Linked DNA regions of Mus musculus: all the other regions are linked to region 4. Evidence: chromatin loops called from intact Hi-C (ENCODE). Cell type or tissue: heart. All regions are shown on one strand.

Evidence for each region. Hi-C counts contacts between places; a loop is a spot of excess contacts. Peaks named below come from ENCODE experiments on the same cell type or tissue, not always from the same donor. Only the 100,000 strongest peaks of a DNase experiment are listed, where the experiment ranks them.
Region 1: it touches region 4 in a loop (6-fold over the local background); 9 of 42 quality-filtered maps call a loop at or near these places.
Region 2: a loop joins it to region 4, with 4 times the contacts of the local background. A loop is called at or near these places in 3 of 42 quality-filtered maps.
Region 3: a loop joins it to region 4, with 2.3 times the contacts of the local background. A loop is called at or near these places in 2 of 42 quality-filtered maps.

The regions. Positions count from the first base shown.
Region 1 is chr1:132,414,352-132,422,351 of GRCm38, forward strand. It overlaps Dstyk (dual serine/threonine and tyrosine protein kinase), which reads left to right and starts at 3,102. Exons shown (of 13, transcript NM_172516.4): 1 at 3,102-3,519. The coding sequence starts at 3,255. In heart, CTCF peaks have their summits at 3,158 (motif pointing right) and 3,385; a DNase peak (open chromatin) is centred at 3,100; H3K4me3 peaks cover 2,182 bases; H3K27ac peaks cover 1,307 bases.
Region 2 is chr1:132,385,994-132,393,993 of GRCm38, forward strand. Tmcc2 (transmembrane and coiled-coil domains 2) reads right to left here and starts at 5,393. Exons shown (of 5, transcript NM_178874.3): 1 at 4,984-5,393. The coding sequence starts at 5,190. In heart, a CTCF peak has its summit at 4,466; DNase peaks (open chromatin) are centred at 2,148, 3,068, 4,398, 5,818 and 1 weaker place; H3K4me3 peaks cover 4,484 bases; H3K27ac peaks cover 4,773 bases.
Region 3 is chr1:132,308,184-132,316,183 of GRCm38, forward strand. It overlaps Nuak2 (NUAK family, SNF1-like kinase, 2), which reads left to right and starts at 7,942. Exons shown (of 7, transcript NM_028778.4): 1 at 7,942-8,000. In heart, a CTCF peak has its summit at 4,660 (motif pointing right); DNase peaks (open chromatin) are centred at 3,278, 4,048, 4,778 and 7,878; H3K4me3 peaks cover 926 bases; H3K27ac peaks cover 2,559 bases; H3K27me3 peaks cover 1,911 bases.
Region 4 is chr1:132,472,895-132,480,894 of GRCm38, forward strand. It overlaps Rbbp5 (retinoblastoma binding protein 5, histone lysine methyltransferase complex subunit), which reads left to right and starts at 4,473. Exons shown (of 14, transcript NM_172517.2): 1 at 4,473-4,633. The coding sequence starts at 4,615. It overlaps 6030442K20Rik (RIKEN cDNA 6030442K20 gene), which reads right to left and starts at 4,170. Exons shown (of 2, transcript NR_165177.1): 1 at 3,828-4,170. In heart, a CTCF peak has its summit at 4,134; DNase peaks (open chromatin) are centred at 4,187 and 4,497; H3K4me3 peaks cover 2,561 bases; H3K27ac peaks cover 1,533 bases.

The DNA.
Region 1 (8,000 bases), 59 kb before region 4:
GTGCCACAGTAAGCATGCAGAAGCCATACGACAACTTGTGGGAGTCTGTTTTCTCCTATTATGTAGGTTTCAGGGTAGAACTTAGGTTTTCAGCCTTGCAGACAGGTACCTTTACCTGGTGAGCCACCTCATTGGTCCCTTGAAGCTCTTTTTTTTTTTTTAAATCAACCTTTAAATTTATTGTTTATTTTATATGTATGGGCATTTTGCCTGCATGTATGTCTGTGTACAACATGGAGAGGGTATCAGATCTCCTGGGACTGGACTTACAGTTTGCCTGCATATATATATTATGCATGTGTGTCATGTGTGTGCCAGGTGCACAAGGAGGCCATAAGAGGGTTTTGGATCCTAAACACTAAAATTACATATGTTTGTAAAGCACCATGTGGTTGCTGATTGCTGGGTGCTGGGAACTGAACCTGGTTTCACCTTGGTGCTGTGAACGGAGCAAGCAGTGCTTTTAATCACTGAGCCCATCTCTCCAGCCCCAACACACACACATCACACACATCATACCATCACACCATTGCACACACACATCCCATCACACACACATCACACCGTCACACCATCGCGCACACACACACAGGCTTGTGCACACTCATGCACACTCCTTCCTCTATCTCCCAAAGGTTAGGTTGCAGGCTTGTATGACCATGTGTACTATATGCAGTTACTGGTGATTAAACCCAGCATTTCTGCATGCCAAGCAAGCACTGAGCGACGCCTCGAGCCTAACCTTAAAAATTTAAAATAAACAAGACGTGGCTTCTTGCAGATCAAAAGTGGTGATATGTGCTTCCACATATTCAAACGATGCATACATTTTGTTTTCTGCAGCAAAGCCCCAGACTTCCATCAGTAAAGGACCTGCTCAAAACATGCCATCCATATGGCCAAACACTACCCAGTTCAAATGCAGTAGATGTTTATGTTATGGTGTGACAGTCGGTATGGCTGTAACATAGTGTGTGTATGCTGTTCACTTATGTTTAAAGTACAAGTAGTTTTTTCAATGGCAGCTGCACCCTGAAGGGAACTAGGTGACTAGGAGACAGGAATAGAAAAACTAAGGGAGATTTAGTCTTCCTCATACCATTTGTACCTTCTGACATGTCTTCCTCTTCTTCTTCCTCATTCTCCTCCCCCTCTCCCCTTTCTCCTGCCCCAGAGGTCGTAACTCTGTAGCTAAGTCTGGCCTGGCCTGGAACTTGATATGGAATTCAGGCAGATTTTGAACCTCACCATCCTCCTGTGTCAAACACTAACTTAATTTTTTTTAAGATTTAGTTTTATTCTGTATATAGCTGTTTTGCCTATGTGTCTGTACACCATGTGTGCAGTGCCCACAAAGACCAGAAAAGGGCATCATGTCTCTTGTTTTTGGCTACCATATGGGTGATGGGAATTGAACCTGGGACACCCAGGAAGAATAGTCAGAACTATTTGTTTATTTATTTAATGTATCTGAGGGCACTGTCGCTCTCTTCAGACACACCAGAAGGGGGCATTGGATCCCATTACAGATGGATGTGAGCCACCATCTGGTTGCTGGGAATTGAACTCAGGACCTCTGGAAGAGCAGTCAGTGCTCTTAACTGCTGAGCCATCTCCCCAGCCCCCAGTCAGAGTTCTTAAGCATTGAGCCATCTCTCCAGCCTTCTCCCAATTATTTCTAAAATATAAAGTACTAATAAAGACTAGTTTTGTGATGTCGAAATGAGGTCTAGTTATGTAGCTTAGGGTGGCCATACCCTTGGGATTACCCTTCCTTGGGCTCCTGAGCGATGGGATTACAATTGTGTCTTCCCATGTGTATCTCATGCAGATAGATTCTTCCTCCAACCTAAGGTTTCTCTCCACTGATCCCCTAACTAGAAATCTTTGTGATGACTCATCCTGCATTGCTTTGTTAGAATAGAGACAGGGTCTCACTATGTATGTAGCCTTGTCCATTCTGGAACACACTCTGTTGATCAGGCTGGCTTTGAACTCACAGAGACCTTCACGCCTCTGCTTCCAGAGTACTGAGTCTAAAGGCATACACCACCACACCCAGCCCATGTTCTATTTTTAAATAGTGCTCTTACACTATCAACCTTTTTTTTTTTTTTAATTTCCATTTGTGTTCTCACTTCTGTTTTACCAAGCCTTTTGGAAAGCAAGGGGAATACAACTTTGCAAAGAAGAGAAATGGCCAGAATGTGCAAAGGGAGGCGTAAATGGGAAGGAACACAGGGCTCCTTTTTTGCAGCTAGCCTACCTTAAAGTGCAGGCTCATTTGAATGCGTGATCTTTTAAAAAGTGCAACAAGTTACAGGTTAAAGCCTTCACATTTCACATTGAGCCCAAGTTACTCAAAGTTCAATCAGGTGAAGAGGTGACTGGTGTCAAGTTCTGTCCCGTTTGTGGCTTGTGTGTCATGGAGTCCGTGACAGTCTGCGTCGATGGAAGTCTGGCACACTGACAGAAGCCTTGTTAAGATAATCAGTTTAGAAGGCTACTAACTTCAACTTCCCCTTACCCCTGCCGACTGTACAAGAAATCAACTGTCCTTTCTCTTAGGTCTCACCCACCCTTTCACACCCCTACCCCCTTTCCACATCTAGAGCAGGAAAAAAAAAAAAGAAAGAAAGAAAGAAAGAAAGAAAGAAAAGAAAAGAAAAAGTAGACTGTAACACAAACAGTAGAGTTTTCACTATTCTCCGGGTATTTTCAACCAATTCTCTATTATCTGTTGTAACCATTTGGGGTAACCACAGACATATTTTGTCCTCGGCCTTATTTCCTTCTACTTATTAAAATCTTTCTTTCTCCTAGATTTGAGGTACCCCATTTCTGCCGGGGTTCATACTCTGCGGGTTCTGCCTTTCCTTAGGAATTCGTGTACAGTGCAAGAACACCTTTTAAACGAGAAGAGTGTAAGCACAGGGATCAGTAGGGTCCACCCGCTAGCTTGCTTCCCTGTGGGCGTTGTGGCATTCCACCCAGCCCAGACTACAAGTCCCAGGAGCCCGCGCAGCGACGGTGCCTCTGTGAGCTCGTCCCTGGCTCCGCTGGGGAGCGGAGTAAGGTTCTGGCCGGAGCCAGGCGCTCTGGCTGCTCAGCCGCGGCAGTGACGGAGGCTGGAGGCCGCGCGGAGCGCCGGCAGGGGCGTCGGGAGGCGGATTCCGCCTTCTCTGAGCGCTAGGGGGCGGGAGGAGGGGGCCGGGCCAGCGGCTCAGCCAGCCGCGAAGACAGCTGGCTGAGCGATGGAGGCCGACGGGCAGTCATGGGCCGGCGAGTCCGTGTCGGGCCCGGGTCCCGGAGGCGGCGGAATGATCCGCGAGCTGTGCCGGGGCTTCAGCCGCTACCGCCGCTACCTGGGACGGCTGCGGCAGAACCTGCGAGAGACCCAGAAGTTCTTCCGCGACATCAAGTGCTCCCACAGCCACAGTTGTCCCTCCTCCCCCGCGGGCGGCGGAGCGGCCGAGCTTGGCCCTGCCGGCGACGTCGCCGAAGCCCCGCTGCCGGCGGGTAAGGACAGGCCCGATGGAGAGAGGAAAATCGGAGGGTGGCATCTCCGTCAGCAAAACAACTCCAGGAGGAGGCGGCCAGTAGGAGAGGGCCGCGGGGCGGCGCGAGGCCTGGGCCTCGGGGATCTTAGATGAGGTGGGAGGATACCCTGGGGAGAGGTGGCAAGGGCTCGAGACCGGGAGGCAGAATTCGAAAAGGCTAAGCGGAGAGGTGAGAAAGTTGCTTTGAATTGGGGTGCTTGGTATGGGGACCGAGTCCCCGGTTAGGTGTTAGGTTGGGTGTTTCTGAAGTCTCTGGGCGCCTTCGGACTGCACTGGTATGTGAGTGTGTGAGCGCGCGGGGTTTGGGTGTGTAAAGTGCTTGCAATCCAGTCAAGAGGCAGCCCTGCGAAGATGTCCTCTAAATAGGATTTGGAGTTGCCAAAGAAAAGGATATTTAATGGGTGTTAGAAATTAATTGGTCAGAGATGTTACTTATGGTGAAGGAGTTAAGAAATGTTTTGTTGTTGTTTTTGTTGTTGTTATTGTTGTTGTTGGGAGTGGAGTGGAGTGGGGCGGCCCTGAGCCCTTGAAAAACTTGCCCTTCTTGACTTGATTCCCCCCTCTCCTCCAACCCCTCGGGATGTATCAGAGGCCTCAGATCACTTTAAATACTGCAAGATCTTTGATCCTCCTTGAACTGCAATTGGTGGGGAACTAGAGGGTTTAACTTTTACCACCTTCTCCTTAGGAAGTTGATGAGAGAAGCCACTGACTTTCCATGTGGGTAGGTAGACGGGGCACAACCTAACAGCAGGTATGTCCTTGGTTTGCCTTTAGTGATTCTCGAGCTGCAGTGTAGATTAAAATAACCTCAGGAGTGTATTAAAAATGCCATGTCTCAGGTTGTGTCTTATGGATTCTGGCTGTGTAACCATGGTGGGGGGGTCCTAAGAGTCTAATTTAGCAAGTCAAAGATATTGGAATCTGATACAGGTGTTTTATTATCACTTAAGGTGAACTTGTGAGTTGGACCCTATACTCTTTGTTGCATGTTTAAGAACGTTGTCTGAGACTACAGAAGGGGGTGTTTAAAGACATGCTGGTAAGTCCTGATAGGGCCCTCAATGGTACTGTTCTATTGCCCAGGATAGCAATTTAAAGAGCCCTTGTTTTGGGTCAGCATGATAGCTTAGCTGGTACATGTACCTGCTGCCAATCCTGATGCCCTGAGTTGACCAGGAGAGAACCTACTCTTGAAAGTAGTCTGCTGACCTCCACATATAGGCCACTGTGCATACACACATGTGTGTGCACTCGCACACACACACACACACACACACACAGAGTATAGGTATTTTAAAAAAAAATTTTTTTTTTTTTTTTGAGACAGTGTTTCTCTGTGTAACCTTGGCTGTCCTGGAATTAGTTCTGTAGACCAGGCTGGCCTCGAACTCAGAGATCTGCTTGCCTTTGCCTCCCTGTGCTGGGATTACAGGTGTGCACCACCACCTCCAGGCAAAAGATCTTATTTTACTTCAGGACATAAAAAACACTAGAGTGATAACTACTTTTCTGAAGTTGTGCTTTTGACACTTCTAGACGCTGTCTAGAGCAGTTGGTGAGGCAGCTCATATTTTTCAATGGACCCAGAGTTTGGCAGCAACTTCTTCCGTCAGAAGCTTTGCTTTAAAAGCCCTCTGTTTCTGCCCTTACTTTAAAGTGACTGTTTCAGAGTTACTCTTAAAAACAAAACAAAACAAAACAAAAAACCAAAACCTAGAAAACCAACTCAGAATAGATTTAATTTAGAGAGTTGGAGATTTTCAAAATTTGAAGCATCTTGGTTGGCTTTTGTTTTCTTTAAAGGCAAACCTAAGACATACAAAAACACCTTTGTATTTTGCTTAATTGGCTTTTCTGGTTGACTGCATCGTGATCTAATTTTTGCATATTTAAACTTTCTTCACCCTTTGGAATGTGCCTATCTCTATAAAATCCGAGGAGGACACAGATGAGAGGGTATGGAACAAATTGATTTTGTTCCATACCAGCATTTTACATTTTGAGGGTGAGGCTGCACCAGAGTTTTTAAGTACCTCTTTCTGTGTCTAGCTGAAGGATGCTGTTGTCCTGGTTATTTAAGTAAAGGTGTTAGAAAGTAGAACCAGTCCTTAAAGGACAATTAGCCCTTTGTGCTAGCTGGAGCTTTTTGGTAAGGTCAAAGTCACTTGGAGGTTGTCTCAAATTTCTTTTGTGAGTGTTGGTTTCTGATTAATAGGGACTCAGAACATGACGGAAAGGGGCATTCAGTTCTTAACCTAACAAGCCCTCCTCTGCTTAATGCAGTGTAGTATTTGAGCAACTGAAAATTAGAGACTAACTATAATTTGAAGACACTGAACTAAAGAGGTGGCAACCTTAGAAATCAATTTATTATATTTTTTGTATGCCATTTGTCATAATATATAATGACATTTTTAAAAATTTCACTTTCAACCACAGAGACCTGGGAAGAATGCCAAACCTCTTATTTTGATAGATTTATATTCACTCAAGTCAGTGGCTGAGATGGGAAGATTGTATGTCCCAGGTCAGCCTGGGCGGTGTACTGGTGGTGATGATAGTGATATAGATTAAGTAGAACTCTTAAAATGTTGTTTTTGAAAAGAGTTTTGCTTGTACAAAGAAAACTGAAACATAAAAGAAAATTCTTTGGTTCGGTTCTCCCTCTGTTGTCCAAGTCATTTTATGTAGCTGTGGGGGAGAAACCTCTCAGTCTGTTGTGTTGTTTTGTTTTGTTTTGTTTTGTTTTCTTCTTCTGCTAGAGCATTCAGAAGCAATGAGATAAAGGCTTTGAACCCTTTTAGGAGAGGCAGGGTAGAGTATTACAAAATAGAAGGAAAAGTATTTGTCTTACTTTATGATCCAGTGTAGGTCCTGGCTATTGCAGTTTGTCTTAATCTTCTCCATTTTAAGACGTTGCGGTGACTCATATATGTCTGGTAGGAACTCTGTTGCTTGTGTTGCCTCCCTTTGGTCTTAACTGATCATAACTATGTCGTGTCACAGCTTCCTCATCTGGAGATGGAGGCTGTAATCGTCCTTACCTCTAGGATTGTTGGAGTTAATATTGCGCAGGTTTAGAGCAGCCATGCTAAGGTGCGTAAGTAGCAGCTATCTTTTGCTTTTGATGCGGTCTCACTGTGTTCTTCTGGGATGGTCTTAAGTTCCTCTGTTAAATGATCCCTCTGCCTCTGCATTCCCGGCTAGCCCCATAGTAGCCATTATTAAATAGATGTGTGAGTGCCTGGGATGTGCTGCTCAGTGGGCTACAGATGGGCGCTAAAGAGTCAAGACATTGGCCTTTTCTTAGGTGAGTGGGTGTCAGTCCTTCCCTCTGCCTCTTTCTTCTCCCTCTCCATTTCCTTTAAATAGAGTTTCAAAACGTAGCTCAGGCTGGTCTCTAACCTGTATCCTGCCTCACCAGAGATTGCAGGGGTGAAGACATACCTTTGGCTTACACTTTTCTCTTAAGAAAGACTATAAGTGTCGTCATTACAGACACCTATTTGTGTGTATTGGGTGGTGGACAAAAGAAGTTGGAGGCCTGAACTTGATCCTCTGCAGAGGTACAGTCTCATATAGATCCTCTGCAGAGGTACAGTCTCATATAGATCCTCTGCAGAGGTACAGTCTCATATAGATCCTCTGCAGAGGTACAGTCTCATATAGATCCTCTGCAGAGGTACAGTCTCATATAGATCCTCTGCAGAGGTACAGTCTCATATAGATCCTCTGCAGAGGTACAGTCTCATATAGATCCTCTGCAGAGGTACAGTCTCATATAGATCCTCTGCAGAGGTACAGTCTCATATAGATCCTCTGCAGAGGTACAGTCTCATATAGATCCTCTGCAGAGGTACAGTCTCATATAGATCCTCTGCAGAGGTACAGTCTCATATAGAATTCATGCACAGGCAGCAGGTAAAGCTGAGAGGAAAGCAGAAGGTAGAGTGGCTAGTGTTTACGTCTATTTATCTTCAAGACAGGGTCTCACTATGTAGCTTTGGCTGTCCTGGAAAATTCTCTGTACACCAGGCTAGCCTGGAACTCACAGAGATCCACCTGCTTCCGCCTCCCAAGTGCTGGGACTAAAGGTGTGTGCCACCACATCCGCTTGATTATAGGCCTTTTAAAAATGAACTTTAATCCTCAAATTGTTATAGCTGGTTGCTTCTTGTTATCCAAATAAATAAATAAATGTGTTTCCTCAGTATTCTGTGGCCTCTTTTGGTTACTGTTTTATATAGATGGGTTGTTGGAATTTTAGAAGCAAGGCACTAATACTGAAATCAGTGTCCTGGCAATCTGTATCAAAGGTTAGTCTGCAGTGGTGCTGTGCCTGTGACCCCAGCACTCCAGGAGGCTGAGGCAGGGGGATCTTGAGTTCAAGATCAGCCTGAGCTGTATATAGAGTTCCAGGTTATCCTGGGCTTCGTA
Region 2 (8,000 bases), 87 kb before region 4:
GGGGAAACCTTTGCTAGTTTGGTTTGAGAAGTCAAATCCACAACCTGCCTGTTCTCTTCTAGCTTTGCTTTAACATCTTAACACAAATGACAGACTCCTGTGTTTAGCAGTCAAGCAGAGACCCTTCTTTATAGACGCTTGTTTAGCCAGGGCCTGGGTCCAAAGAACCACCATCCTATTAGATGGGGATTTCCAAGGGAGATGCCAAGTCTCCTGGAAAAGGTCAACACAGGCGATCGGGGTTGTAAGCAAGACCATCCACCACACCTGAGCACCTTCAAACCTCTCCCTATCCACAGCTGCATTTAACCTTGCCTCCACATTCACAACCCATTGGCCGTTTCAACTCCATGTAGAGGGAGACATTCTTAATGTGATTGGCAGCCAAGCCACAGTTGGATACACACAGAAAAAGAAGCCCGTTCTGTAAACACTGAATTGCAACTAGGGCAGCTGGGAGTGAATCTAGAACCCAATCTGTGGCAGAACAGAGAGCTTCATTTGCCACAGCTTCCCTGCAAGCCCACACACAGGGCTGCTCTGAATACTGCTGCAGGCTGGGGGTGGGGGGCAGTCCCCAGCCTCAGGATCCAGTGTCCTCATAAAGTAGAGATGGGTCAAAACTAGCAACTTGAGCATCCTCGGAGCTGGCCCCCCCGGCACTGACAGGGAAAGGGAACAGGGTAAACACTATACTGAGGTCTAGGTTCTTGTCATCTTATGTATCCTAGCTAGGCGTTCTCCTTGTTTGTTAATTAATGCTCTGCCCTTTCTTTACTATTCTGATCTCAAGCCATCGCCTCTTCAAGCATCTCCCTGATTAACCCATGGATCGTATTCCACTGCATGTGCCCCAAGCACACTGAAGCCTGGGTGCCCTAGGAGTTTTCTTGCAAGTGTTTCATTCTGGAGGCCCTGGAGGCTCACCTGAAAATGAAGAAGGCATTGCCTTGCTGAAGAACTAAGTTTCCATTTCCTGGGTTTGTTCTCCCTCAATCCTGCTTCCCCTGGTGAAATCTACCTGAGGGGCCCATGCCCCATAGATTGCAGGGATACTGTCCCCCAGGATAGCCATACTCCACAGTCAACAAATTATTCAAAGTCCCAGGCTATGCACAGGCCTTCATACCCCCGCCCTCCTCTCGAGTCTAGTAGTAGCTAGTCTTCTCATTTATTTAAAGACTGATACAGCAAATTTTAACCAACTCCTGGCCCTTAAAAAAACAAAACAAGCCGGGCGGTGGTGGTGCACACCTTTAATCCCTGCACTTGGGAGGCAGAGGCAGAGGCAGGCGGATTTCTGAGTTTGAGGCCAGTCTGGTCTACAAAGTGAATTCCAGGACAGCCAGGTCTATACAGAGAAACCCTGTCTCAAAAAACAAAAACAAACAAAAAAAAAAAAAAAAAAAAAAACAAAACAATAGAACAGAAACGCAGAGGGTCGGGAATGTCAATGTTAATTTGTGAATAGATGAGCTATCTATTTCTGCTTTTATTAAACTGCACATGTGTCTCTCTATGGACACCATTATATGAATGTCCTATTTCAATGTTTATAATAACATCTTTTGGTCTTAAAGTGCCCAGTTATCTGTTAGTCAACAGACTAACACAAACCTACCCTCTTGCCAATAGACTGAATGGGGAAGTAACAGGAGCTATTCGCAGGATGCTGAAACACCCTCAAACACCGGACCAGGAAAACCACCTAGGGTTCAGCTCTAATTTCCCTTGGTGTCTGTTGTCTTCCCTGATCCTCACTCAGTAGGAAGAGAGAACAGAATAAGCTATGAACAGAGGAACAGGATCTGAGCCTTGAGTCAAGAGCGCTTCCAACAACACAGGAACAACATGAAGGTGGAACTCTCCTATCTTCTTTAAGGAGTGATGATGATGCTGTTCAGAAATCCCAGAGGACAGAGCACCTCTGGGAACTTTCCCTGGCCAGCATCCTCTGGCTTTTCCTCTCAGAAAAGGCTCTGTTCCTGCACGGAGCGGTGGGATTGGAGTGGTGGAGGGTGGGCAATGCCTTCAGGAAGAGCTGCACACTACGCTCAGCCATTCTCCCAGGCCTCAGCCACAGGCTGTATTCTAAACAGGATCTCTGTGTGCGGAGTTCCCCTAAGCTCCTCCCCACCCCTTCTCACTACAGCCAGTCTCCTCACTAGAGAATTCTGTTACACTTTAGGTCAGCCAGCCAGTCTCTCCTCAACAAGCAAGGACTCTGGATAGCAGCAAAGGATGGAATCATGAGACCAAGTGAATGGAGATGTGAGCTTGAGTGGTTAAAGGAATCCATTTTAACTATCAGGCTCCCCTTACATACTGTCTGCTGAGATCTTTCCCCCTGGAGGATTCATGCTTATCTGAAGCTCTGGCAAAGCCTCAGAAGTGTTTACAGAAGCCTCCTGTGGGGCCGGGCCCATTCGCAGGTTGCTTTTCTGTTATAGTTACCATTTTAAAATGTTACTATGTAACTATTTTCCAGACCCCCACCCCCACCCCCTAACCACATAATCACAGATTCCAAGCTACCACAGAAGAAATTTACGGTGATAGAGGGCTTGTCTAGTATGCTCAAGACGCTGGTTATGATCTCAGGACATCCACCCCTACCCCAACCTCCACACAAAATAAGCCAAGAAATGCACATCGTGCAGTATGATCATCCTTGAAGGACCAGAGATAGCCGAAGCCCCTGACACTGCTGAGCATCACTAGCCGGGCATCATTCAGATCTCTAGCAAAGACCAGATTCTCCTCTTTCTCTCCTGCTATGGAGGTGCTTTAGACAGAGCTTTCCATGCCTTCGCTCCTTGCTCAACAATCAAGATGACTGTCTCCATTGACACACAATCAGTCCCCATGCCTGGAGCTGTCACAAGAAAATAGAAGTGGGACTAAGGGACTGAAAGTTCCTATCTCCAAGTTCAAAATGAAAGCAAAAGCAAGCCAGAGCTCCTGAACAGCATCAACTAAACACAGGCACGGGAAAGGCATTCCAGATTAAAAAGCAAACGCATTTCCTCTTGGTATCATTGTCAAATTCAGAACAAGTCAGCCCCCACCCAGTTCCAGAGACAATGATGAAATTTTTCCACTAAACTGTCAGCCATGGGAAACTTGTCCAGCACTGGAAAACAAGTTTAGCCACACTCCAATATCCCTTGTTCCTTTCTTCAGAAAAGTTAAGTGACATGTCACATTTTGGTAGCCCTGAGTCACATCTGGTAGAGAGGTCTCTGTCCTGCAGTAAACATGTTGTGATGAGACAGACAGAGATAAACAGGCAAGTGCTCTGTGAGTCTCCCCGTGCTTGCATAAGCTTGGATCCACACTGCCTGGGCTATATAGAAGTGTGTGTGTGTGTGTGTGTGTGTGTGTGTGTGTGTGTGTAAGGGTCCTCAATTCTCAATTCCTCCTCAGGACGGCTCAGCGGTTAACATATTGTAGTCAAGTGCAGTGCTATCGCTCTATCTGCCCCTGTTCAAAATGAATGTCATCAAAAAAGATGACACAGGAGGGTACAGACAAGGAGCCTTGGGCAGCTTTATAGACACAGAAACTACAGCCCCCTTAGCACAGCCAGCAGAGGGAGGTCGAAAGGTCACCCCCTGTTCCTCTCGGCAGCATTAAAGGGACTTACCATCTCAGTTAAAACAAAAAACATGTCACTTGGGGGAGGGAGTGACACTTCTTGGAGCCTGAGGGAATCACAAGCTTTGTGAAGAAAGCCTAGGTGTTCAACTAGTCCATCATTACACATAAGGTGGGTGGAAAGAGGTCAGGTTTGCAAAACTTCCACAAAAATTTAAAAGTCCCACAAGGAGTGAGTGGGCTCTCTTCCCCAAGGGACAACACACACACACACACACACACACACACACATAAAGCACACATGCACTCACCTGGCTTCCTGACTTTGAGCTGCTCAGACCAAAGAAGGAATGTCATTAGCTTATTCTAGTGAGCTCCTCCGGGGCCCACAGCCATTTGGACAAGGCTTTAACCTAACGGGAGGCCTTTCTGCTCCCCTATCCCAGACCCTGCACCCTTTCCGGAGAAAATTTCCAAGGCATCAATCCCCAAGGCATTTAAGTTCCTTCCGGGAGCTGACATCTCTCTCAGCCCAGTTGTGAGCTGGCCTAAGGAGCCTGAGCTGGCAGTCCCGATGGTAACTCCAGCAAAGGCGCATTATTTATCCTGGCTGCTGCTGTAATTGATACAGAGATGTATTCAATACAGCTCGCCAATAGTCTGGAAGACCTCGGGCTGGAAAATAAACAGCTCCATGTGAACGGTCCTTTCCAATTCTGGTTCTAGCTGCCGGCTCAGCATGTGTGCAACTTGAACCGAGGCCCCAATCAGCCCAGGCTCTGCCCTGCCACCTGTCAGTTCTCCACCCTGGGGGTTGGTTCAGGAGGCAGAGAGGGATCTCCAAGCACTAGCTTAACCTCTGGCTCCACCTAACGGCAAGACATCTACACCCCCCTTTCATAGATGGACAAACTGAGCTTCGTTCAGGAAGATGCTCAAAAAAAAAAAAAAAAAAAAAAATCCGCACTCGGAGGAGGCTAATTGGCATAGGAAGGTAACGGTCACCTATTTAGCTTCCCAAGCTACAATCTTCTTCTCTAGCCTTCCTACAGAAGGGAGAGTACTGTGAACTTTCTAAGTTAGCATCTTAGATCTCGCCAGCCCTTTGTCTGCAAAATAGGGTTTCACACACGTTCTTCAAACAATCTCAGATGAGTGAGTCATTAGAACGTTTGCTGAATAATGAAGAACACAGAGGACTGAGATGGAGCTGATAGACAGGAACAAATGGTGCCTAGCTTCCCCCTCCGAACCTAGCCGAACATCATTCATCCTCTCTGACCTTTGCGAGCTTCCCCATCACTTTTATTCGGTTAAGACACTTCTGCGAGGGGTGGGGGAAGCTACGTGGCGGGCTGGGCTTGCCTGGAGACGGTCTGCGCTCACCTTTAAATCAGGAGGCTTGCTTCGGGGACCCGGGTTGGGTGCCACCGCAGCGCCAGCATCTGAAGTTGGCCCGCCAGCGGAGTTAGCACTCGAGGCCTCCCCATGCCGGAGGTCCGCGCCTGGCAGAAGGCAAGCAGCGTCTTCCATCCCAGCCCCATCCTCCTCGCCCTGCTGTTGCTGCAGCTCGTCCGATTTGCACCTCTTCATGGTGTAAGTGGGTCGGCAAGGGGAATCTGTCCTTCTAGCGTGCTATCTTGGGGAGAGACCGCACCCCCCTCTTGCACTCAAAAGACCTGGGGTTTAAATTATGGACGAGGGGAGTAGGCAGATCACGAGTTCTTGAATTTAAGAAATTATCTTTTTAAAGGAGGATGAGGGAGGGGCGAAGAGGGGGAGCCTTAGGATAGTTCATTCCGACCTGGGGAGCGGAGGCAGGTCGCGGGCGAAGCCGGGCTGCAGCGGTCCTTAGGCAGTCACTGGCGCGGGAGGGGGGCCGCTCCCGACCCCCAAACTTTCTGCCTCAGGGCCCCGCAGGGCGGCGGGGAGCTGGACCACACCGCGCATCCCCGCCCGCAGGCCGGACTGCTGGGCCAGGCAGGGCACGCGGGAGCCGGCCGGGCGGGTCCCATAGGGCCGCCCTGGGCACCCGGCCCCGCCGCCGCCCGCCGCCCGCCGCCGCCCCGCATGGGCCTGCCTCCTCCCGCCCCGCGCCCCGCTCCTCGTCAGCAGCCGCGCAAGGCTGCGGCCACAGCCCGCCGCGAGCGCGGCCTACCCCGCCCGGGCCTCCGCCCGCCAGCGCCAGGGCGAGGCGAGCGCAGATGGCGCCGCCCGCCAATGGGAAGGCCGGAGGGCTGCGCAACGGCGCGCGGACACCGCTGTAGGCTTGGTTGCACCGCGCGTCCCCCGGGAGGGTCTGGAGGGCTGAGGCTGTGTTGGAGCTCAGCTCTGTGCCGGCTTTGGAGCCACCTCTCCCAGGCTAGGCCTTCACGATCACCCCGCCCATTCGCTTTGTTGGGGGACACATTAAGTGTTTATCATCACTCCCCTAACTCTGCACCTTATATTATATGCATCCCTTCAGTTAGAGACAAGCTAGTCCCTTCTAGAATAGGTGGTTTGGGTCGCAAACCCATGCCTACCTTCATAGCTACAAAAGCAAAGGAGAGGGACTGTTCTGCTACATCCCCTCTTTCTCTGTTTTAAATACACATCTCATAAGAACGCAGGCTTTATGTTTAGAAACTCAGTGCCCAAATACATGCTCACCAGAAGCAGCTTTTTAAAAGGAATGGGTATTAATGGTAGGTATTAATGATATGTACTGAAGACTGGAAAAAGAATGTTACATTTGCCCCATACTATTGCTAAGCAGTTTGGAAGATGAGAGCAGATGGAGCTACCAAAAAATGGAGAGTAGTAGTATTCTACTCTATTAATTCCTATTCGTTCTGCAAACTGTATGCCTTCTTTGGCATGGATGGGTTGCCCTTATTCAGCATCCAGTAGTTCTTAAGGCATAGACTGGACCCTGCATCATCACCATCGTAGTCATCATCATCATCACCACCACCAGGGAACCAGACAGAAATACGAATTCCTGGATACAACTAAATCAGAAGTCATGGACCCAAAGATCCATGTTTCACAAGCCCGTCGGGTAATTCTCACACAAGGTAACATCTGAGAAACACAGGCCTGGGCTACTGTAAAAGGCTGCGCCTCCCCCTGTGAGTCACAGAGCTTTCTCTGAAGGATTTTACAGTTTGCCAGTCTCTTTCACACTCACCAAACCCTTCTTGCCTCACTTCGGTCCCACTAGTCTGTGAGTTTCCTAACTCTGTTAAGCCTTTCCCCCATTCCAGTCCCTTATTTTGATGTGTATCCTAAAAGAGACCAAGTTGTTAAGAATTTACTCTATTCAGGGAGCCACTTTCTAAACTAAGCTGCTCTGTTTTTAGAAGATGGGAATTTAGAATGGGCTGGGAATGCAAAAACACTCTACCTCCCCACCCCATATCCACTACACGGTATCAGGCACAGTTTGGGAATGCAAAGCTATAAGCCTTTTGGATTTTCAATGTTGAGGAATGGCAGAGTGCCAGAGCCAGAGCAGATCGTGGGCAGGGACTAGACAAGCTGGGGGGGGGGCGTGGAGAGCAGATTCCCTCGGTACATGGTACAAAGGAGAGAAACACACTGCTCTCTGCCTGGGCTGAGAGAGGAACGTGTAGAGGCCCCTAAAGCATGAGCAAGTCTTGGGTGGCAATGGGTTTGGAACACACAGTGGGCCCTTCTTGACTCCAAGCTAAAGAAGAGCAGAAGGGGTTCTTCGAGAATCCTTCAAGAATGGGGCTGGAGATATGGCTCAGCAGTTAAGAGCACTGGGCTCTCCTCCAGAGGTCCTGGGTTCGAAATAGCAGTGCCCAAATAGCAGCTAACAACTTCCGTCCCAGGGAACCTAACATTTTCTCTGACCACTTCTTCCAGGCTGCCTGAGCATTAAACATCAGGCACACACGTGGTGCATAGTCATACATGTGGGCAAAGCACTTGTACATATGAAAATACAGTAAATAAATTCATAACAGAAAATTAAATAACCCCTAGGAAGCAGAAAACATCATAATTTTTACTTATGCTTCATTTCTATAACAAATCGATGATCATCCAAGTTTGATTTTGAGGCAGTGCTTCACTATGAATAGCTCAGGGTAGCCTCTAAATTGTAATCTCCCTGAATCAGCCTCTGAGGGTTGAAATTAGAAGCATCTGGCTTAGGTTTGATTTTTAAAATAGTATTATGTATTTATTATGTCTGTGTTAGCCAGGGTTCTCAAGAGTCATAGAACTTGTGGAATGTTCTTAAGGGAATGTAGTGGAATGACTTACAGTCTACAATCCAACTAACCCAACAATGGTCAGCGGTGAATAGGAAGTCCAAGAATCTGGTAGTTGCTCAGTCCCAGGAGGATGGTTGCTTCAGCTTGTCTTCTGTATAAGCTGGAATCCTGAAGAAG
Region 3 (8,000 bases), 160 kb before region 4:
GCCCCCTTATGGACATCTGTCATGCCCATAGCTTTGATTTCACACTCATGTAACTCATGTACACTTGCTCTCAATTGTCCGCTGTGGCCAGACTTAAAATTACCTCCCATCCCCACCCCATCCCCCCGGTTTTTTGTTTGTTTGTTTGTTTTTGTTTGAGACATGGTCTTACTGTGTAGCCCCCACCTCCACTAGCCTGGAACTTGCTATGTAGACCAGGCTAGCTTTGAACCCATAGAGATCTACTTGCTTCTGCTTTCTAAGCATTGGGATTAAAGGCATAGGCCGGCCACCACGCCTAGCTCAGAATCCTTTCAATTCAACCATTTGGCCATGTCTCCACACCCAGAATCTTTATCATTTGAAGGATGGACGGCTACAGCGTTCTGTGCTTCTTGCCAAGTCAGGGTCATCTGTTGCCCTGCCCTGCCCTGTCCCCTCTGTATCATCACTTCTCCCCCTAATGATTCCATACCACAGTTTGCCACTGGGGCTAGAGGAACTTTTAGAAACACACTTGGGCTGAGATCCTTCTGTGTTACCAGTGAGGAATCAGGCCTAAAGGTATTCTGTACTCTGACTCCTGAGAAAGCTGCCGAGCTCCACCATGGAGGGACTACCCGACCTTCCTCATTTGCCCTCTCTGCCTAGTACCTGGCTGATACCCTGCACAGTGCCAGCACAGGCTGCAGCAGAGTACGGATAAGTGAACAGCAGATTGTCCTTTCAGATGGCTTTCCCTGGGGATGAGCCAAGAAGGACCCAGTGCCTAAGCCCCACCCTAACCCCAATTTGACAAGACCTCTTCTCTTGCATAGACAGCTTGTGTGTGTGTGTGTGTGTGTGTGTGTGTGTGTGTGTGTGTGTGTGTATTCACGCGCGCGCACACTACCTCCATCCTTCCAAGAGGAAATAACTCACAGATGACTCAGAGGGTCTTCGGGAGGATGGATAGAGACAGAGAAGTGTCTGGACATTTGGTGCATGCAGGGTCTGAAGGCTGTGGAGAGTTAAAATTTGCCTTCTTGTTTGCCTATGCCATAAGGAACAGCCAGGTTGGACTCCAGGCTGGCCGCCAGTGGCCTTGGAGTTTGTGGGGGCTCCCTGGGTTCGTGAAGCTTTTCTTCTGGTTAACCTTGGATTAGGTGGCCACCGTTTTGGGGTGGTCCACCCTGCTCGCTCACCTGGACAAGATAAAGACTTGGAATCATTGTGCCTACTGCTCAACAGGAAATAAGCATTTGGTCCTTTTCTCCATCTCAAAAGTAAACAAATGTAAGAAAACAATGACATATAACTCTCGTTCCCAGAATCCCCTGCTCCACAGCCCCGACTTGAAGAAGGGGGATGACTGGGGCCTTCCTTTCTAGGTTGTTCCTGTTGGACCTGGGACAGGAGCTTCTAGAGCCTTAGTGAAGCAGGCTCCACCCTAGGCAGACCCTCTCCCTCACACAGTGACTGGCTTCCTTTGCACCCCCATCACCACACGAAATATTTAGTACCCTCTCTGCCCAGACTTTCACTGCATTCCCCCCACCCTTCTGGAGATCTTGGCTATAAATCTGACTGAAGGCTCAGTAACTCAACCTTCCCTTCAGCCTCCCAGCCCTCATAAAAGCCCCAGCCTCAGCTCCCCATAAAGGCTATCCTTCCAGCCTGCCCCTTCCCACTCAGCACTCCAGACTCCCTCTCTCCTCAGCCCCTCCCCATCTGCCTGTCCCGTCCACCCTGAACACCCCTCTGTGCGTGGCAAATGTAAGCCACTCCTTTTCTAGTCCTCTAGCCACAGTTTTCTGAGGTCTCTTCAGGTTGTGATGCTGTCACTAACCCATGTGTCCCAGGACATCCCAGAGAGCCTGTCAGGTGGGAACTATAGGTATAGCACAGAGCAATTAAAGTCAGAAATTCAGAAGCTCAGAGAAAGCACTGACTGTGAGAGGAAACTGTACCCTGCCCTCTTTCTTTCTTTCTTTCTTTCTTTCTTTCTTTCTTTCTTTCTTTCTTTCTTTCTCTCTCTCCCTTCCTTCCTTTTTTCTCTCTCTCTTTCTTTCTTTCTTTCTTTCTTTCTTTCTTTCTTTCTTTCTTTCTTTCTTCCTTCCTTCCTTCCTTTCTTTCTTTCTTTCTTTCTTTCTTTCTTTCTTTCTTTCTTTCTTCCTTCCTTCCTTCCTTCCTTCCTTCCTTTCTTTCTCTCTCTCTCCCTTCCTTTTTTCTTTCTTTCTTTCTTTCTTTCTTTCTTTCTTTCTTTCTTTCTTCCTTCCTTCCTTCCTTCCTTTCTTTCTTTCTTTCTTTCTTTCTTTCTTTCTTTCTTTCTTTCTCTCTAAAGATTTATTTATTTATTATATGTAAGTACACTGCAACTGTCTTCAGACACTCCAGAAGAGGTCATCAGGTCCTACTACAGATGGTTGTGAGCCACTATGTGGTTGCTGGGACTTGAACTCAGGACCTTTAGAAGAGCAGTCGGGTGTCTCACCAGCCCCCCTGCCTGCTTTCTTGCTTCAGTTCTTCCCTACAGAAGACAGACACAGAACCAGGTCAGAAACTAAGCAGAACTTCAAATCCCCTTGCTTATGGACTTGCTCCCACAGCGTAGGCTCTCATAGGACTTCTAGGTCAGCAGTTTATGATCTCTGGTGATGATGGCTCCTTAATCCAGCTTGCAATAGCCACCCCCGAATACCAGACTGTACCGGTGTTATTCAGGGCCACGACGGAGGAATGCTGGCTCCCACCTTCCTTTACCCAGGGCCAGGAGCTGCTGACCCGGCTAAAGAATGTGCTTTGCTTGGGGTTAACATTCCAGGATCAGCTTGGAAGCCCAAGGACTTGTGTTGGCAGCAGGAGCCAACTGGGCACAAGGCAGAGAGGGGGGACTAGACATCGCCCCTCAAATCCAGGCACATATCCCTTCTATATATTTCCTAGTCACTCCTGGGAATGGAGGCAGAACTGACAGGAAGAACATATTCTCTCATTTATATGAAGTGAAGCTACTGGGCCCTGAGCTGCAGTGTCCCTTGCGATAAGCCCCACCTGCTGGGGAGCCTAGAACTCTCTATAAAGCCACTTCCAAGTTCAGGGTTTCACTAGGGCAATTAGGCTTAAGGAGGCTCAGTCACATCACCCAGCCCTGTCTCTGACTCCCACTCAGCCTTGTTGTGCTTCCTGCCTCATTTGCATCAACTACCAATGCACCCAACACCTAACCCAAGGCTCAGTGAAGAGGCATTAAGGTTCTGTGCACTGGAGTGTTGACAGCTAGAGAGACAGGAGTTATTTTTACTGACACAGTCTCAGGCGTCAACGGTCCCGGGTGACTTACTGCGGTGGAACCACTCAGGGAGCCCATGGAAAGCACTCGGGATCTGGGGGGCCCACTAGAGGAATCCTGTAGCGTTTAACACCTGCCTAAAGCGCAGACACCCTGGTTTTGTAATACCACAGAAGGAGAGTTACAGAACCTCAGAGGTCAGAAAGAGGATGTCGGTCAAAGGGCAGACAAGGAGGAAGATCTCTGTGTTCTACCACTAACAGGAAGGCGAGGAGCCCCTTGCAAAGCACTGACTGGAACCACTAGAATTTAGGATAAAATAGAAAATAAAAATAAAAATAGATACCCACCATTGAGCTTAAAATTTAGTATGTGGGATAGTTAAGAGCATCTTCATTTCCTCTCTCCACAGCCTTCTCTTGTGTCCCCCAGCTTCTCCTGTGTCCCCCCAGCTTCTCCCGTGTTTCCCAGCTCTTCCTGTGTTCCTCAGCTCCCCCTGTGTTTCCCAGCTCCCCCTGTGTCCCTCAGCACCTCCTGTGTCCTCCAGCTCCTCTTGTGTCCCTCAGTTCCTCCTGTGTCCCCCAGCTTCTTCTGTGTTCCCCAGCTTCTCCTGTGCCCCCCAGCATAGCTCTCAAGCCCCAGACAGTTTCAACAGTCACTCACTAACTCTGAGCTTATCTTCACTCTGGCCTGGGTCAGATCAAACAGCTCAAGTGTCTGTTAAGACCTTGTTGTACAGCCTCCCCGAAACATAATTGGATCTCTGCCAGAACTGGCCAAAAGACGGAAGGCTAGCCAAAACCCAAGATAGGAGGACACCATCCATCTGGTAACTTCATATCTCATTTGGTCCCAAAGCAAACTCATGAAGGAGACATGTGACATGCTTCATACATGAGTACAGAGCATCAGGAGCCTGAGCAAACCAGAATCCTTACCTAGCCATAAGCCCACCATTTCTGGTGCAGTCTATGTGACCCTGTAGGGACAGGAACTTCATCTCTCTGTGGCTTAGCTTACTCATTGGCACAGTGGGCATAATCATATGGTAGTGTTCCTAGTGAGGAGTGAGTTCATCCGGACAGGCCAGCTAAGGCCAGCACAGGCTGTCACATTCCTTGTAGGACTTGCTAGAATTTTAGCTTGTACCTTTGTAGCTCCAGCTTGCTTGTATTTCCAGAATGCATTTGGGCCCCACAGGTGTTGTATGATCTGACCCATGACATGGAGATTATCATGATTATTTACCTCCAGCTATGCGACTTTCTAGCTGGTGACACTATGCCTAGGATGCTTAGAACTTAGGTCAGCGCAACAAACAGTAGATAGACATTGTAGTCAGTTTCAGCCATGACACAAGCCCTGTTATACTCAATTAGGCCAGAAGAGAGCAGCTTTGAGCCCTCAATTTCCTAGACTACAGGGTTTTAAGCCAGCTCCTTGGAGTCATACCTCCTTGGTTTGGAGAACCAGTTCTAACTGGCTGGTTCCTGTTCACACAATTCCATCAGCCCCTAAGAGGGCAAAGGTCCACATATCCAGGCCTTACTGTCCACCACAGAGTGGGGCTAAGAGCTGACCGAGGGCCATAACTCATCTGAGTTCTGGGAAAAGGCAATTTAATGACCCAGGTCTCTGGCTGGAGGTGGGTGGTGAGCTGGGTCCTGCATCTGCTCTTCTCCCAGAGGAAAAAATGAGATCTGCCCCAATAGTCCTGGGGAGTAGATACTCTTGTGTCCTAGAGACCCCTTATGGTTCTCGGATACACAGAAAACAAATGCATTAGCTCTCTCTGTTCTTTCTCCCTGCCTCTCCATGTCATGCCTAAGACTAATCTATGTCTCACCCACCACTTCAAAACCCAAGTGGCTTCCTCTGAGCACCCCCTGACCCCTGAACTCCTGAACCAGATAAGATCCAACTTTTCTGCCATATACCTGTACTTCACACCACTTTGAGAGGTCTCCCACTTTCTGTCCTAGATTATAGAGGAAGCTTATTTTGTTTTTATCTTCTTTATTTATCTTATTTCTCTTGTTAGGCAGAAAAATTCTCGAGAGTGGGGAACTAATTAGTAGTCATCCCCCTTAGATGTGCCTGATACCTGCCTTACCCATTCCCATCCCATTTCCCCCACTGCACATAATACTTGTCACAGCACATTCAGACTATGGAGTTCAGGAGTTCAGGAATGGATACTTATTCCCGGTGACTGCACAGAAGGCTCATTTTCCACAAGAGTCTTTAAATCCTTGGTTCCCAACCTGTGGGTCATGACCTCTTTAGAATTGCAGGGCCTTTTCTCAGAAGTCACATATCAGAGAGCCCCCGTATCAGATATTTACATTACAATTCATAACAGTAGCAAAATTGCAGTTATGAAGTAGCAACAAAGATAATTTTATGGTTGGGAGGTCACGACAATACAAGGAATTGCATTAAAGGGTCAAGGGATTAGGAAGGTTGAGAATCATTGGGCTAAGTAGTTGGTGACTGGGTGCAAGGGTTAGAAGAAGTGCTTCCTCCTAAGACTAGAGCGTGAGGCAGACAAACTGAATGAGGGTGACTCAGCTCAGCTTAAACGTCCTAACAAATCCTCCAAAGAGCTAAGCCCAATCTTTAAGTCACTGAGCCACATCCCAGGTCCTCCCTACACAGAATGAAAGTTAGTTCTGGCACTTGGTTGTTCTAATCAGTAGTTCTGTAAACAATTGTTGTTAATTTATTTCATATGTACAGCCTTATGCCAGTATGCATTTCTGTGCAGAAGATACATGCTTGATGTCGTTGGAGATCAGAAGAGGGGGCCAGAACCCCTGGTACTGGAGTTATGGCTCTTTGTGGGTCATCTTGTGGGTGCCGGGGATGAAATCCTGGTCCTTTGGAAGATCAGTCAGTGCCCTTACCTGCTGAGCCATCTCTCAGTTCTCTCCATGGTTCTGATGGCTCACTCCTCTGCCTGCAGGTCTGTTTGTTTGCCTCCTGTGTCCATCCATCCATCTGGTCTGTATGAATCCACTGTGCACCTTTATCTGTTCAGCAGTGCCCTGGGTATTGGGGGTGTTTAGGAATAGTGATAAATGTCTAGATTGAGTCTTAAAGGAAACCTTGGGCTCCTCTGAAAAAAAGTCTTCATCTTATGAGGAAATGTTGATACAGCTAGCTAACAGACATGGGTCTTCTAGTAAGCTTTAAAAGCCCTATCTTTAGAAAGCAACCCCAAACTATCCTCCTCTCATCTTGGCTAGGGGCTCCCTCCTCTTTTCATGTCAGTCAGGTCTAGAACCCAGGTCTCCCATCCCTGAGCCTGCTCCTCTGACACATGCTTTTCATTGTCCTACTCTGCCTGGACAGACCCCAGGAACTGACAGACAGGGCGCACAGAGAGCAGACTGGTTGAGCCTTTTCTATTTTCACAGACTACTCAGAGTGGAGAGGCAAGCTGGCAGAAGATAGGGCACTAAACTAGCTATACAGTTTCCATGGACCGTCCGAACTTAGAGAAGGCTGATTCCCGGTGGATGGTCTCTGGCTACAGAGAGCTCCAAGACAAGGAGATACCAGTTATTCCCTCTGAAAAGATTCAAAGGGCAAACAGAAGTAGGAAAATGGGCAGAGAGTAGTTTTTTTTTTAATTTGATAATTGAGGACGTAGTCCTCTTTGATCCTCTGCCAAGTCCTAAAGATACAGCTAGAGATGAGGTCCTGCAGATGAGGGAGGGATGCCTGCCCGGAATAGCTAGAATTAGGGAAGTCCTCTTGTCCTGTACTCTTTCCCTATAGGCCAGTATCTGAATTCCAGGCTTTCTTGCCAGCTGTGTGGCAGAAGTAAACTCACTTTCTACATCGGAAAGGGGGGTCTGGACATAGCCTTCCAGGCCCCTTAAATGCAGCCAAATCTTATGCCCAACCTCCTGCTCTTTTGAAAAAAAAAAAAAATCCACTGGGAGGAAACCCTGGGACCAAGACACTCCTTACAGATTTAGGAGCTCGTGGATGTAAGTCCTTGGAATGTGATGTGCTTTTTTCACAATTTATGGAGATCCACAAGGCCACCACATCTTGAGGGAATCCACGCAACCCTACAAAGTAAGGATTTCCCAGGCCTGTTGGATTCCAGAATCCAATTAAGGTTGGTGGAATCCAAGCAGAGTGAACATGGAGTCAGGACAGCTCTCTACCAGTGCTTAGCTGGCGTCAGTCTCCAACCCATTCCATCTCCCTATTCACTTTCTCCTTTATGGACCTCAAGAAGTTATCAAAAGGCTTTTCAGATTTTGAGCTTGGAAGAAACAATTTACTGCATGTGGAGAAATACTTCGGGACTTTCTAGTGCCCTTAGATTGTCCCTTGCCAACCGAGAACACAGCACAATAGCACAAGGTTGGCGTCATTCAGAGACTAAAGCAATTCAGAGAGCCTTCAATCCTAAAGACTGGCACTTCGGTATTAATTCGGCTCTGCCTCCATTCTCGCATTCCTGGGCCTCGGGTCCAAGTGGGCGGGGCCCCATTCACACCTTTCCGCGCCTAGCCAAGGGGAGGAACGGGGCAGGAGAGGGTGAACCAATGCGAGAGGTTTTGGTCACGAGCCGCCGGCAAGTCGGCCAATGGGACGCAGGGGCGTGGTCAGGACATTCCCCCTCGAAACGTTTTATAGCAATTCGGAACGCGGGGCTTTCTAGCGTGCTCGGGTGCGGCTGTGACCTCTGAGCCCGCGGCTCAGCGCG
Region 4 (8,000 bases):
CTCCTCTTCCCCTTCTTCGTCTCCCTCTTCCCTTCTTCTTCTTTGTTTTTTGTTTGTTTGTTTGTTTGTTTGTTTGTTGTTTTTTTTCGAGACAGGGTTTCTATGTGTAGCCCTGGTTGACCTGGAACTCACTTTGTAGACCAGGCTGGCATTGAACTCAGAAATCCGCCTGAGTGCTGGGATTAAAGGTGTTCGACACCACTCCCGGCTTGCTACTGCTTTCAAATGGCAGATTTCTTTACCTTTTTTTTTTTTAACGTCATACTGGGAGAGATAAGGGTTTCTTACTACAGTTTATACATCTCTAAACTGTAGTATAGCATTACTTATTAGGAATCATGAAACATGTTTTCAACAATTAACTGGAGTTGCAAAGCATGGCTAGGACTGGAGACAGCAACGGTTGAGAGACGGTATTGTGCTCGGCTACTTCATGCATAACTGTGATCACAACAAACTCCTGGGGGGTTCTGACAAAGAAATTGGCTTTTATCTACAGATAAAATAAGACAGGACAGAGCAGGGTGGTGGTGGCGAATGCCTTTCATCCCAGCACTCAGGAGGCAGAGTCAGGCGAATCTCTGAGTTCAAGACCAGCCTGGTCTACAGAGTGAGTTCCAGGACATGCAAGATTATAGAGAGACACTGTCTTGAAACAAACAAATAACAAAAGTTAGAACAAATTATAGATTTCTAAGATTCTGCAGAATGATTAATAATGAAAAGGTCAGGCCGGACGGTGGTGGCGCAGGCCTTTAATCCCAGCACTCGCGAGGCAGAGGCAGGCAGATTTCTGAGTTCGAGACCAGCCTGGTCTACAGAGTGAGTTCTGGGACAGCCAGGGCTACACAGAGAAACCCGGTCTCGAAAAAAAAAAACAAAAAACAAAAAAACAAAAAAAAAAACAAGGAAAGAAAAGAAAAGGTCAAGCTCCCTGCTTTTCAAAACATTCAATTGTTTCAGTTATCTGGCAACTACAGAAAACACTTTGAGGAATAATCATGTATGTGTGTTTGTGTGTGTATTTTTGTACATGTGTGTGTATTTGTGTGTTTTTGTATATATGTTTATGTGTGTATATGTTTGTGTGTGTTTGTATGTGTATGTATGTGTGTATTTGTAAGTGTGTTTTTGTATGTATGTGTGTTTGTGTGTGTGTGTGTGTGTTTGTATGTGTGTGTCTGTGTATGTATGTATGTGTGTATGTTTGTATGTCTGTATTTGTGTATATGTTTGTGTATGTTTGCGTTTGTGTCTGTGTGTTTGTGTGTGTATGTATGTTTGTATGTGTTCGTGTATTTATGTATGTGTGTGTTTGTGCATGCATGTATGTATATGTGTGTATGTTTGTGTGTATGTATGTATGTGTGTGTATGTTTGTGTGTCTGTATGTATGTATGTGTGTTTGTATGTGTTCATGCATGCATGTATGTGTTTGTGTATGTATGTATGTATATATGTATGTATGTATATGTGTGTGAATGTTTGTATGTATATGTTTGTGTGTGTATGCTTCCATTGTTTTCCAGGGAATGGCATCCAGACCTACCTATGTGCTTTTCTTCCCTTCTCAATTTTCTTGTCTCCAGGGAATTCAGAGCTGTGTTGTAACTGTCCTTTTTTTCTCTCTTTAACTACATTAAATCTGTAATTCTGCTGACAATGAACACTGACTGCACTTGTCCCCTTTTTCCGGGAGAGGCTTTGATCCTTGTTTTGTATTTTTGATGCCACCCCCAGCTCTCTGCTGTGGTTGTCAACCTTGTCTCTATGCTGGAAGCACACAGCTTTCAAACACACTTATGTTCTCTATGCCAGCTGCCAGGAGCTCTTGGCTGAGTGTGAACAGAAGGGTTCCAGGTAGAGTGTTTCCACCCCATACCCCATGGTGCTTCAGGCTCAACCCCACAGCCTCACACAGGCTCTACCATACATTCCAGCCTAGAATGTATGATTTTTATCAGTAAGGGGGATAAATACTAGCTGGCCTCCTGCATGAAGGACAGAAAATATCTTACTGAGAGGGAAGTTCAGCCTGGCTAAAAACCAAGTTCTTTTTTCATGACTGACAGGTACAAATTGCTCCAGGCCAAGAAGAAAAAAATCATTTAAAATTTCTCCCCTTTAAACAAAGCTTCAGATACCCTGTTTGACAATTAGTAATATTAATAAACTCTAATTAGCCCTCACAAAGCAAAGCCCACCAATTATAGTTTTTAATCAAAGTAGAACACAACGAATTACAAGGAATACAATGTCTACCATACCAAAAAAAGAAAATAAAAAAGAAACCCAAAAATAAAAAAACAAACCAAACCAAATCAAACCAACAACAACAACAACAACAACAACAAGCCAACCCCTACGGCTCCATTCTGAGGGATAATCATGCATGTCGTGCTCTATCACTAATTTGGAGATTTTTTTTCAGAGATTTTTTTTATTTAGGTATTTTCTTCATTTACATTTCAAATGCTATCCCAAAAGTCTCCCAGACCCCCCCCCCAGAGATTTTTAAAGTGCAAAAATATGCATATATAAACTTGACAAAATACAGTACATCTTTAACCGGGACCTCTTTGAAGTCCACGTTTTATCATCTCTAGTCAACGTGTCTGGGCAGAACATCTACCTTATACAGGCTGTTTCCTTCTCTGTATCCTCTGCACCAGCAAATGGAGCCCCCAAAGCAGAAACATGTCACACACACACACACACACACACATCTTTTGCATTTATGCCGCTTCCAATTCTGTCTCCTAATCTCAAGCTCCTTGATTGTTTTTCTCTCCTGTAGATTGGATTCAGACCATCCTTCACGGCCAACAGTAAACTCCTGGAGAGTTTTTACCCCTCACCGGAACTCCTACTCAACAGTGTCTTTAAGAGGTTGATCTTTAGGGCTAGGCTTATAGGTAGGCTCTGTAGGTAAGGCTTAGGTTCAATCACCAGTACCAGAAGAGCTGAAAGCAAACAAACCAAACCCAAACCCAAACCCAAACCCAAACCCAAACCAAAGCAAACCAGCACAGCAGCAGCAGCTGCAACAACAAAAATCCCAACCCGTCTAATGTTATTTCCTTCTTCTCTCTCACTCCAGGACTCACTAGGGAGCCCAGGCTCCTTCCTGAGTGCTGAGATTACATATATGAGCTATAAGACTGGGTAGGAATTTTTATTTTTTAAACATTAACTTGATCATATTATTCCTTCCTTGAAAATTTTACAAAATGCATGTTCCATTAGAAAAAAACATGGCCAGGGACACCAACAGTCTGCCTACAGAAAATAAACCCATATACACGTGAAAAGTTCATCATTATTACTTCATAAGTGAAACAATGTATTTTTTTTTCTGTTTCACTAAGCCAGTGGGTACAGCCAAAGAGACCTGATAATAAATCACTGTGAGAAGTGCAGAAATATTTCTACAAATTATTTCTGGTTCTATAGTATTTGGATAGCATTTCGGAAATATTGGACACGAAAGGGAGTGAAAATTGTCCAATATCTCTGAGCCTCAATTACTGTTTTTGGGTTAAATGGCTACATGAAAGACATATTTAGGAGATAGTAACTGGTAAATAATGGCTTATACTTGCTGTCACCTGATTTTTTTATGCACTTTATATGCTTAACTCATTTAATCCTCGTAATTCTCTAAGTAGTATTATTATCACTGTCATTTTACGCACAAGGAAAGGGTTAAATACCCATAACGGTGAAGTCAGTTAGGAGGACCTCTAGATTACTGTCATTATAGCTACACAGGGGTGACTTGCCCACCACATTGGATAAACACTTCCCACCCCACGCCCATTATTTACCATTAGCTGGTCTTCTCTGATTGCTCTGTGTACATCAAGTCTGACAGAACTGTGGGACACTCAGTCCATCTCTCTTGACAATGTTCCTGTGCCCTAATCGATGTTGTGTACACAGTAATACCGCAGGAAAGGGCCTAACAAATACTATCGTGCCGTTTTATGTGATGCATAGCATAGTTTTAGAGACGTGAAATAATCTTCACGAAACTAAGTCAGACACATAGTAATTATAGTACTCATAGTAAGGTGAGCCAAGCCAGCACGCGCTCTGACCACGCCAAAGAGCTCCAACACTCTTGCACTAGGGGCCGACCTTTCCCGCTTTCCTGCGGTAGAAAGAATCGCCCGGAACCTTTCTTGCGGAGTCTCAGGCAGCCGCCGGGACAACCCAAGGAACACACGGCATTGTGAGTATTAGTGGGTTAGTGATATGCCTGAAATTTCTTGCTCACTTACGTGGTCCCGGAGAGAAAAGCTTTACATTCTTGTACTTTTTGGAGTTCCGACTGACTATGACATTTTTTTCTCCCTCGATAATATTATAGTTGTTTGATTACAAGAGCGTTTAATATTTTTTTTAATTAGGGAGAAATGTGGACAGCTACGTAAAACGAACAAGGAAGGCGGGGGAGGAAAGCGGAAGCCGCGGGGCCTTCTAAGTCCGAAAGTCTCCGGAGCTTGCGCCAGGCTCTTCGCGGCGCCCCCCACTTAGACGCGGGGCTTCTGAGCGGGTGGGGGAGAAGGAACTGTTGCCGGTGCGGAGACCAGGCGGCCAGCGTCTGCAGGGATGAACCTCGAGTTGCTGGGTGAGGAGGGCTTGCCTGCGACTTAGCAAACCCTTCGGTATTGGGAAGGAGGGAACCTGGGCGGGAGGGACCGCAGGCTGCAACCTTAGGGACACTCTTCGGAGATGGTTCATTGAGTGCTCGTGAGGTGGAGTTGCAGCAGCAGGAGTAAGACCAGCTTCTGTCCGAAGAGAATGCATTACTTTTCTGAAACCGCTTTCAGATCAGTTGTGGAGTCATTGAGGCACTTTTTGTCCGAGCTGTGATTTCGAAGATCGCAGGTGCTGAAGTAACAAATCAGACAGGACCAGAGTTTTGGAGATGCAGTCAGAGGAAGAGTGACCTAGGGTGGGTCAATTTTGAAGACCTGTCAGGGGATCCGGTGCCTAGATGGGATTACTCTTGCTGGAAAGGTGTTACTTAACCAGATTTTATTTTAAAAATAAAAAATAAAAAAAAGGTTAAGGGAATAGGTAAGGGTGTTGTAATTCGGCACTAAGTGGCGTAGTTGGCATTTGGAATCCAGTCATCTTGACTGCCCGTTTAAGGTCCTTAACCGTAGGGAGGTGTAGATCCCCGGAAATGTGAACTACACAAGCAGTTGTTTTATTCTCGAGACAGGGTTTCTCTGTATAGCCCTGGCTTCCCTGGAACTCATTTTGTAGACAAGGCTGGCCTCGAACTCAGAAATCCACCTGCCTCTGCCTCCCAAGTGCTGGGATTAAAGGCGTGCGCCACCACCGCCCAGCCAGTCAGTACTCTTAGCCGCTGAGCCATCTCTCCAGCCCACTTACAAAGATAATTTTTAAAGTGTTCTTTGTCTTTATAGCGGCTTTATTGGAGCATGGGTGCATGCTTGTGGATATAATACTGACGAAGTATGAAAGTATGTGAAAGGTGTATCTAAAATAAAAGACACCAATGAGAAAATTTTTAATTTGTTATTTTATGTGTGTGGGTGCTTTGTCTGTATGTATGACTGTGCACCAGTGATGTATGTGCCTGGTGCCCACAGGAGCCAGGAGAGTCAGATTCCCTGAAACTGGAGTTACAAATGGTTTTGAGCTACAATATGGGTGCTGGGAATCATACCTGGGACCTTTGGAAGAGCAGCCAGTGCTCTTAACCACTGAACCATCTCTGCTGCCCCTCAGTGAGATAATTTTTCTGCTATGCCAAAATGTGGATATTGTAATAAAGAGGATAACCAAGAGTTTAAGTTGATGATGTTTATTTTGTGGAGACTCATGGATGCCAGGTTGGACAGTTTACTTTTTAAGGAAGATAGGGCAGATACACCAACAGCTCAGATGGAGCACTGATTTATAAAGTTTTTCGGAGAGTTATAATGCATAGATGAATGTTGAGACAATATAAAACCAGTCTGGAAGGCCACAATGTATGAGTGATACACGGAATGTGTGAATTGGGACATAGAAAGAAAAAACATTGGGGAGGCAGTATTTGAGTGTAGTGGTGATAAGAAAATGAACTACAAAATAATGGTGCTTGACTAATAAGATGCAAGGAATTGTGAAAGGTAGCTTGGATCTGTTGGATGTAGACTGAGAGCTTGGGAGACAAGTCTTGACTTATGATCACCATTTGTTTCTGCTTATTGAAACCCTGGGACTGGGTGTGAATAGGTGGAAGGGAAAAGATGAAAGGGGCCAAATATTGTCAGGGACAAGATCTTTAGTTATTTACCTGGAGGGAAAAGGATGATCAAGTAATTATAAGTTAACTAATATATGCAGTGCTTCTATGAGCTAGTCACATTTTCAGGTACCTTCCATATATTTCCCTAAGTATAGCAGCTAGGGGAGGATACAGGTTAGCAGTTCCTTCCATAGACACCAGTTGAGTGTCAAGACAGCACTTGAGTCTGAAAACTGAGAAAAGCCTGCTCCCTTTAATTTCTGGGCAGTTTGCACTCCTTAGCGGCCTAAGGTGAAGGTGATTTTAGGAGGGTGTAGGAGAAGTAGAGACCAAGAGAGATGTTCCATGTTTATAAGAGGAAAAGAGGAAAGCTGTTATAATAGTCCTTTGAAAGAGTTAACAGTGTGTGTCACAAGGAAAGTTCTTTTGAATGATTCAGAAAGGTCATAGGGGAAACAGGAATTTTTAGTATTGGCTGATTCAGCAATTAAAAAGAGGTCTGAGGCTCCAAAGAGAAATCTCTTATAGAAATGACTGAGTATTATGTGAGAAAGTTAGTGATTGTAACTAACTTTATAATAATACAAGCAGGAAAAAGGAACAGAGGTGATATGGTGGGAATAGTTAAACAGTGAAGGACAGCTGGCCAGATAAAGGAAACAAAAGGCTAGGCTAGGCTGTGGGATGTGCTACTCAGGTGGCCTCATCAGGATACTAATTTTACTTCTGTGACCATCTGACCACTTTTTGAGATGTTGCTGGGTACCAGGTGGATGCACTGGAGATAAAATTACGAAGACAGTGCCTCTTGCATCCCTGGTCCTGTGCACTTAGTCAAATGCTGCATCACCAGCCCGGGATAGTTTTCAAACTTGTCTTTCCCTATAACTCATAGTAAAAACAATTTTTTATTTTTAAAATTTAAATGATCACTTACTTAGTGTGTATGGATTTGTGTGTGGGGGTATATGTATATGCTCACGTGCAGGTCAGAGGACAACTTTGGGCAGTCACTTCTCTCTCACTATGTGGGTTCTGGAGCTCTAACTCATGTTCTTAGACTTGGCAGCAAGCATCCTTAGCCACTGAGCTATCTCACTGGCCCAAGAAATAAACTATCATAATCCCTATGTATGTACACGTGTAGTTAGACTATTTCTGGCATGGGTGTGTCTGTGATGTATACCTATGTTAGTGTGCATGTGTGTGGGTGTTTGTGCACTCAAGAGGCCAGAGAAGGGAGTGGTGGATTGTCAGTCTTTGCTCTTTTCCTTTGAGGCAGAGTCTTTTCTATCACCCTGGAGCTCATATTTTTCAGTTGGATTGATAGCCAGCAAACCCCTTTCTATCTCTGCCCCCTTTAGTGCTGGGATTACTGCCTGTGCAGGGTGGTGCTGGGCTTCTGTGCATGCCGGAATCTGAACTCCAGGTCCATGCTTAGCAGCAAGTGCTTTTAACCACTGAGCCATTTCTCCAGTCCTAGAAGTTTTTGAAATGATGTTTAATCCTTTTGTTTACTATCTTCTGATGTTTTCTGCTCTAATATATTTTCTTTTTAAATCTTGTTTTTCATGGACTATGATGATTTATTCATTTTTCAGTAGATTGAATTGTAACATCTGAAAAGTATAAGATACTGCTTTTTGTCCTGGATAAAAAACACAAACAGGAAAAGAGAAACAAATAATTATGTATAATACAGAGTTACAATATCTCACTAGAGTATAGG